Linked DNA regions of Mus musculus: region 1 is linked to region 2. Evidence: chromatin contacts called from ENCODE Hi-C or POLR2A ChIA-PET data. All regions are on one chromosome and are shown on one strand. The core of a region is the stretch at or near the end of the contact, and the rest is flanking DNA. Distances in the headings are between cores, read along the strand shown.

Region 1 (4,022 bases), core at 1,211-3,710, 240 kb before region 2:
AGAGAAAGAAAGAAAGAAAAGTGAGAGAGAGAAAGAGAGAAAGAAAGAAAGAAAGAAAGAAAGAAAGAAAGAAAGAAAGCGAGAAAGAGAGAGAGAAAGAAAGAAAGGAAGAAAGAAGAGAGAGAGAGAGAGAAAGAGAGAAAGAGAGAAAGAGAGAAAGAGAGAAAGAGAGAAAGAGAGAGAGAGAAAGAAAGAAAGAAAGAAAGAAAGAAAGAAAGGAGAGAGAGAAAAAAGAGAAAGAAAGAAAGAAAGAAAGAAAGAAAGAAAGAAAGAAAGAAAGAAAGAAAGAAAGAAAGAAAGGAAGGAAGGAAGGAAGGAAGGAAGGAAGGAAGGAAGGAAGGAAGGAAGAAGAGAGAGAGAGAAGCTCCTCAATGCAATTTTATAGTCATAGCTAATAAAGTTTAACCCTGATTAAAGTGCCTGGTTTCAGAAAACGTCTGTGTGTGGACAACACAATGCAGGTAGGGATTTACTGCCAGCTGATGGTCTAGAATTTCATAGGGTCATTTTTAATCACACAAAACACAGGAACAACTTGCCTACTACACACTGGGGCCTGGAGGTAGGAAGGAAGAATATCAAATGCAGTTGGTCCCTAATATGGGCCTTTTTGTCCAACTCCATACATTAGCTAGAAATACATTAGTAAATAATTAACTATTTCAGTCCCCAGCCCCCCAAATAATGATACTGATGCTTTTAGCAGCTGCTATAGTAAGTTGCCACTCATGACCCTTTTAGAATATACAGTGCAATTCACAGGTCTTATTTCCAGAAAGGCCTCAGAAATTCACACCAGAAAGAGTTTAGGGCTGATCCAATTTTTAAAATTTTATAATTGAGAAATCACTTCATATATTTGTTGTAGGGTGGCTGTAGTCAGAGGGACAGTCAACAGCCAGTGCTGATGAGGATCTGGAGAAAAGAAAACAGACTAGCATGGACTGTGGTTCAGAACCCTGAGCCATTGGAAGCTACACATAGCCAGGCATGGTGGCCCACGCCTTTAATCCCAGCACTTGGGAGGCAGAGGCAGGCAAATTTATGAGTTCGAGGCCAGCCTGGTCTACAGAGTGAGTTCCAGGATAGCCAGGGCTACACAGAGAAGCCCTGTCCTGAAAAAACAAAACAAACAAACAAAACAAAACAAAACAAAACAAAGAAAGCCAGACACAAATTTACCTCCAAACCAGCAACTTCACTTCTGGTTATCTACCCATGAGAAGGCATGTCAGGAAGTCCAAGTGAACTTCTTAACATGGCCACATTGTGGGAACAATTCCAGTACCCATCAACCAAATGTGATTTAAATCCCTGCAGTATAATAGTATTGTAGTAGAAAATGTAGGAAAATGTTTTTGGAATGGGGAAAAAAAAGTGCTGATTTGCATCAGAACCCAGAGGTACCCTGAAGAACCCGGTAAGTGAATGAAACCAACACAAAGATGACATAAAGTTCTGTGGTCAGTCTGCAAGACAACTAGAAATAGGAAGAGCTAGCTGGAGGTACCAGGTGTGTGTGTGTGTGTGTGTGTGTGTGTGTGTGTGTACCTGTGTGTGTGTGTGTGTGTTACAGTATTGGAGATTTGTGCGTATGTGGGTGTGTGCATGCATGCCACACTATTGGAGATTGAACCTAGGGTCTCCCACACTTGTGTTACTGAGCTATGCCACCAACCAAGATTTTGCCATCAGTGGAAAGAGAGGCCCATTGGTCTTGCAAACTTTATATGCCTCAGTACAGGCGAACACCAGGGCCAAGAAGTGGGAGTGGGTGGGTAGGGGAGTGGGGGGATAGCATTGGAAATGTAAATGAAGAAAATACCTAATTAAAAAAAGTTTCAATAAAAAAAAGAAAAGAAAATGAAAATATTCTACCATTACCTAACACTAGTAGGTAGTTGTGCATACGTAGGAAACCACTAAAATTGATCCAATCACATATTTTAAGTGAGTGAATTGAATATGAATTGTATCTCAATAAAGCTGGAGGTTTTAAAGTCATCGGTGTCCTGTACTGGAAAGTAAAGCTGAGTTTCCATTAGCCTCCATCCAGGGTGACCTTGACATAGGAGAACACTGAGTGTCAAGTGCCTAGAGTTGCTTTCAGACAGCTGATGGGCTCCCAGGACAGAGGCCCTGGTGAGCAGTGCCCAGGTTAGGGGCTACTGGGTTGAGTCTAGTTCCACAGGATAGGGACAGGGCAGTACCCCTCCTCTGCTTAGCACAATGAGCTGGTCTCTTTGTCATCACCAAAGCAGAGTCACTAAACCTTCAGGACACTGACCTGCCTCAAGGATATTTGGTAACAGTTGTTCTTCTCTGGCTCTGATCAACACTGACCTCCTGCTGCTGGATCGTGCAAGAGCTCTGGCCGTCACAAGCCTAGACTGAGGGAAGACCCTCTGCAGGGACACCGCCCTGGAGGCCCCTGGTTCTGCGCAGAGAGGATGGGGGAGGGGAGGTGGAACTGTGGCGCGGCCGGGGTTCCCACGCTCCTATTGTTGGCGACTTTGTTTCCAATTCCCATCACGTGTGCTAATTAGTTGGAGCTGCTGGCTGGCTGGAAGGCGTGTGGCTTGCCTGAAAGCAGAAAGATCGCTTCCTGTTGGGAGTCGGGCAGGCAGGACTCTAGCTCAGAAGGGGTTAGACAAGAATGATGACAAAGGTCCCTGCAAGCAGCCGCTAAAAGCTGAGGTGACCCGACCAGTGGAAGAGGGAAGGGGGGAGGAGGCGGGGGGGGGAGTGGGGGAGACTGGTCAAGAGAAGTTATCTTAATCTTCCTCTAACCTGACTCATAACTGTGTTCCGTGTGAATCTTTTAAAGATTAGGGGAATAGAAAGACAGGTATTTAGTCTGTTCATTAAAATTGTTTTTCACAATCTGAATAAAACAAGCATGTATTATTCAACAGGAAAGGAGAAGAAATGTGAAATGTAGGAGTCATGTTTGTTCAGGGCTCTCTAGTCCTCGGACCACAGTTACTGACTTTGAACCTTGGCGCTGAGCCCCCAGAAAGGATAGAGAAGACAGAGAGGATAGCATTGAACTTGCCATTGTAGGGCTTTCTGTGTGTCCCGTCTTATTATTGCATTTCAAGATCTGGATATGCTCTGATTCCACAGTGAAAGTCTCTGCTTTGAAGATACTATATAGTATCTAGCACCCTTAAAAATAAGAGAAAAGTCACATATATGAGGATTCATCCTACAAGCTTGTATGTGGTGGCATTAGAGGTGTTTGCATCAAAAGAGGCTGGCTTGTAGAGCAATAGAGAGTAGTTTCAGCCAAGTGAGATCCACAAAGGTGCCGAGTGAGCCCGGCACTGAATTGGGTGTGCAAAGGTAGACCATCTAGAACCTAGCTCTAAATAGCTTACAGATCTAAGAAAAGAGAAAGTTCCCCAGCCCTCAAGAATGACTTCCAGGGACAGGAATGTAGCTCAGTTGGTAGAGTCCTTGCCTAGCAGGTGTAGCCCTGGGTTGGATTCCCAGCATGGGGGTACTTGCTGTCTGCTGGCAGTGTCGGTACTGGAGAAATGGAGGCAGGAGGATCATAAATCAAAGGTCATCCTTGCTACACAGAGTTTGAGGGCAGCTTGGACTACATGAGACCGTCACAAACAAACAAAACAATTGTCTGAGACTTGGACATCTTAGGGTGGTGAGAAGACCCCAGAAGGAAAACTGGATCTAGGGGGGATTTTTATAGGATCTCCTGTAGTTCAGGCTGGCCTTTACCTTTTTGTGTAGCCAAGTCTGAGGATGATCAGCAACTTCTGCGTCCATTGCTTCAATATCTGATTACTGGGGTTACAGGCAGAAGCTCCCACATCTGTTTATGCTACATCTGGTGATTCATCTCAGGGTTCCTGGATATCAAGCAATGGCTACTCCAACTGAACTACAACCCAAGATCCAGGCAGGAAACTTGAAAAGGCTTCCTAGAGAAAGGATGGTTCTCCTAACACTTTTTAAATGGTAGATAACCATTGGCCAGGAGGAGAGAAAAGGCATTATCA
Region 2 (3,573 bases), core at 915-3,414:
TAATTGAAGTTGACAAATAATGAGGGAGACAAGAGTCCCATGTGGCCATCTCTTGTCACAAAATGAAGCTTCCAGTCACAGGATTGTGTTACATCTGACTGAGCTGCTAGCCAAAGGGATCCACGAGAAGCCTCAAGCAACTGAAGCTGTTGCCAAAACTGTAGGCTGCTCTCCACAAACTGACAGCAAGGCCCACTGCTGAAGACAACACCTACTTATTGAACATGGAGAACACTGAACGTGGCCGGTGCCTAAATAAAGTCTTCACCCTTATGTTTTAAAGTTAGTCTACAGGCTTCTAAAAGAGAAATATAAACACCAACCCAGCCACAAACCCTTTGATCTAAAATGGTGTCCTGTCTGCAAGATATGCTGGTATTACAAAGCTTGTGGAGTAACCAACCAATATCTGGTTTGACTTATGAAACCCATTCCGAACACTGCTTGAGGGACCTCGGGTAAATCCAAATACTACTGTTCTTAAAAAAGAAAAACAATGTACCAATAAAATTATTCTTAATACGATTCTGTATGCTCATAGATCAGTGTCTTGCTCAGTCATCATCAGAGAAGCTTCCTCCTGCAGCAGTTGGGAACTCATACAGACGCCCTCAGCCAGACAGTATTCAGAGGTGGAACATCCTGTCCTAACAGGGATGTCTCCATCATATCCCTCCACTCAGTGTGAGCCCTAAAGAAGAGGAGATGGGAATGGTATAAGAGCCAAAAGGTTGTGGAAGACACCAAGAGAACAAGGCTCTCTAAATCAACATGAACAAAGCTGGCAGAGACTGGAAAGCACTCACAGGGCTTGCACCAGGCCTACCCCAGGTCCTCTAAAGTGTGTCGCGGCTTCCAGCTTCTATGGGACTCCTGAGTGTGTGCACAAGTGCCTGTATTTCCTCCACCTCTCTTGAGCTCTTTAAATTCTATTTGTTTTGTCCAATTCTAATATGTTAAGTTTTTGTTATCTTTTTATATTTTCATTTTCTTATTTTAAAAGAACTCCTAGTGCCCTATAAGTAAAAATTTGTGTTTTAAGCCACTACATGTGGCAAAAATCTCAAAACTATGTCCTGGGGTCCTTCCCATCACTAGATCAAAGAAAAGTTTTGGCACTCAAAACTAAGATGACCCTACAATCCTGAGAAATAGCTACATGTGTACTGTTCAGCAATACCCACTAGAGAACAAAAACTGGAAATTCAGATTTTTCTTATATAACCCAACCTCATGTATACCCGAGTCTCAGAATTTTTAAAAATCCCAGCCTTTTGTATTTGCACTACTTCATGTATCTAAATTATTTTACAATGTTTTACACAAAGGGGGAAAAAACTATATTTTTAAAATAAAAGGTCACTTGCAATAAAGGAAAGTGAAACACTGACAGTTTAAATCATACGCCCAGTTCACAATAGCTTTAAGTGTCAATTCAATTAAGATGCTTGTGACAGGCCTCGAGCCGCCTTGTGGCAAGGCTAAGACCTGGAGTCGTTTTCCTCCAAGTCTGACGGGTCGCCCCACAAACCCGATGGATACCTGGCCCAGAATGTGTCACAAAGGTATGCAGAGAGAACCCACAGGAGCGTAAAAGCCATGGAAAAGGAAGAAAATATTAATCACACGCTCTGCTGCAGGTCAAGGGTAGAAAGCTACCCCCGCCGCTCCAGTCGCTCCTCTCCTCATCCCTAAGTCACCGGCATAGCCCATGACAAGAAGGACAGAATTCACCCCCAACCCACGCTGGCCCCTCCCTGGAGTCGCCGCCTGAGCCCCACCCCAACACCGACGGGCTCCCGCCCCACCACGCCGGCTCCTCCCAGCGTCCCGGGCTTAGCCCCTCCCCACGCTCGGCCCGGCGTGCGGACGTGGCGCCGCGAGGCCTGCTTACCAGTCGGAGCTCCGCCTTCCGCTGCAAGTCCGAGTGTCGCTCCAGAGCGCTCGCGAAGCCGCCTGAACGCGCCCGAGGAGCGGAGGAGTCGTGGGTTGCGCTCTCGGAACCACTCTCCGTGCTTGCATTTCGCAAAGGCTTGGAGAAGACAAGCGCTCTCAAGAAACGGCTCCCAGCAGTCCCGGCGTGGGACCTACACAGCGCCGCCATGACGCCTGCGCGACCTCTGACCTCTTCTGCACGCTTGCAGGTCAGGGGGCGGGCCGAGGAGAGCCCCGCCTACCGCCTTAATCCCAGGCGAGCCTACTAGTCCGGTAGTTTAAAGCTTGCCTCCCGCGGACGCCAGAGAGCGCATGCCTCCTGAGGGACGGGGTGACGCTACAGCTGCTGTACTACACGGTCTTCAGAGGTCTCCTTCGTTATCCTGTTAGAGTTGGAAGCCCTATGCTCACCAGCACCTCCTGTGCCTTCGTTACTCAGCACTTTCGAATGCGTCATGCTTTAGATTTGAAATAATTCTTAGTGTTCACCCTCCAGTTTTGTAAACTCCAGGAAGGAAGGAGAGATTGCCTTTGCAAATGGGCACAAAGTTGTTCCTAAAACTGATGGTAGGTCTGTCCTTGGCCACTTCTGTTGCCAGTCACATGCATTACAAAACCCAACAGAAGTTTTATCCTAGCTAGCTACCATCATTTCCTGTGAATTAAGCTTCAGAAATATGCTCAGGCGTAGCACTTCCACGCTCCCATACCCAAACACTTGATATTGTTTGTTTCTCCCCAGTGTAAATCCCCAGAATTTGTCCATCCACTTAAGAATCGAACCTAGTTGCAAAAGTGTTTGCCTTTTAAGTGGACCACTAGTCTAATCAATGTAATGTTAACCTACAGATTACTAAATCCAAGGGCGGGTGTCAGTTTTCTATGTCATTTGTACATAAATATCTTTTTTCCCCTTATCGAGGTCTCATGTAACCCATACTGGCCTTGAGCTCACTGCGTAGTTGAGGGTGACCCTCATCATCTGACCCTCCTGCTTCTCCCTGAATGATGGGACTTTACAAGTACTGTCACTACCAGGGCCAGGACAGAACCTCTTTTATGTCTTTGACTCTTAGTGTAAGTCTTCCTCAATGCTGCAGGTCTATTTTGACCTTAGAATGATGCATAGTTTTGTGGATAACTTACCACTCCGCATTACTAGTCACTGTAGGGAGTATCTCACAAATTCAGTAGGAGCCTGAAAAGTAGATTCCGCTTCAAGTGAGATCTCATTCTGCATACGCTCATTTCTGCTGACACTTAAGTGGATTCTTGTCGAAAATGTCAATCTCTATGGCTACTACCACTTTCAGTTCCTTTCGGAAACAGTGTAGCAAATTGTAGAGCTCCCTTTAAGAGCCCTCAGCAGTCTCAAGTAAGGAACTTTCATCCTGGGCAATCCAGTATCCCCGTGCAGATTTGGTTTTTCTGCTTGGGAAAGCAAGCTGCTCAGCAGTGCCAAGTTTAAAGAACTGCTTTGCAAACTTAAACTGTATCACTTCCAGTGCTTGTCTGGCATGGCAAGGCCCTAGGTTCAATCTTCAGGATAAACCCTCCATCTGGATGAACAGAACAAATGAAGTCCCATCTTTAAATCCAACAGACATGTTATATTCGTGTTGCCTAAGCTAGTGAATA

What was found. Hi-C counts contacts between places; a loop is a spot of excess contacts on that map. ChIA-PET counts read pairs that join two places held with the same protein, here RNA polymerase II (POLR2A).
Region 1: POLR2A ChIA-PET joins it to region 2 with 10 read pairs in embryonic stem cell. The contact joins the enhancer-like site here to the promoter of Mrps28 in region 2. A Hi-C loop is called at or near these places in 3 of 37 maps with a recorded cell type or tissue (T-helper 17 cell, T-helper 2 cell and gastrocnemius). POLR2A ChIA-PET finds 5 or more read pairs at or near these places in 2 of 5 experiments (both embryonic stem cell).

The regions. Positions count from the first base shown.
Region 1 is chr3:8,682,856-8,686,877 of GRCm38, forward strand. The region is part of intron 3 of Gm32561 (predicted gene, 32561); the gene reads right to left. Among named protein-coding and RNA genes, the nearest start is that of Gm32561, 8.0 kb to the right of the region's middle. Within about 2 kb of position 2,461, at least 1 of the 3 ENCODE cell types and tissues checked has a DNase peak (open chromatin) inside an H3K27ac peak, as active enhancers do.
Region 2 is chr3:8,921,693-8,925,265 of GRCm38, forward strand. It overlaps Mrps28 (mitochondrial ribosomal protein S28), which reads right to left and starts at 2,165. Exons shown (of 3, transcript NM_025434.3): 1 at 1,895-2,165. The coding sequence starts at 2,104. It overlaps Gm52601 (a long non-coding RNA gene), which reads right to left and starts at 1,880. Exons shown (of 2, transcript XR_003954436.1): 1 at 1,782-1,880; 2 at 1-691.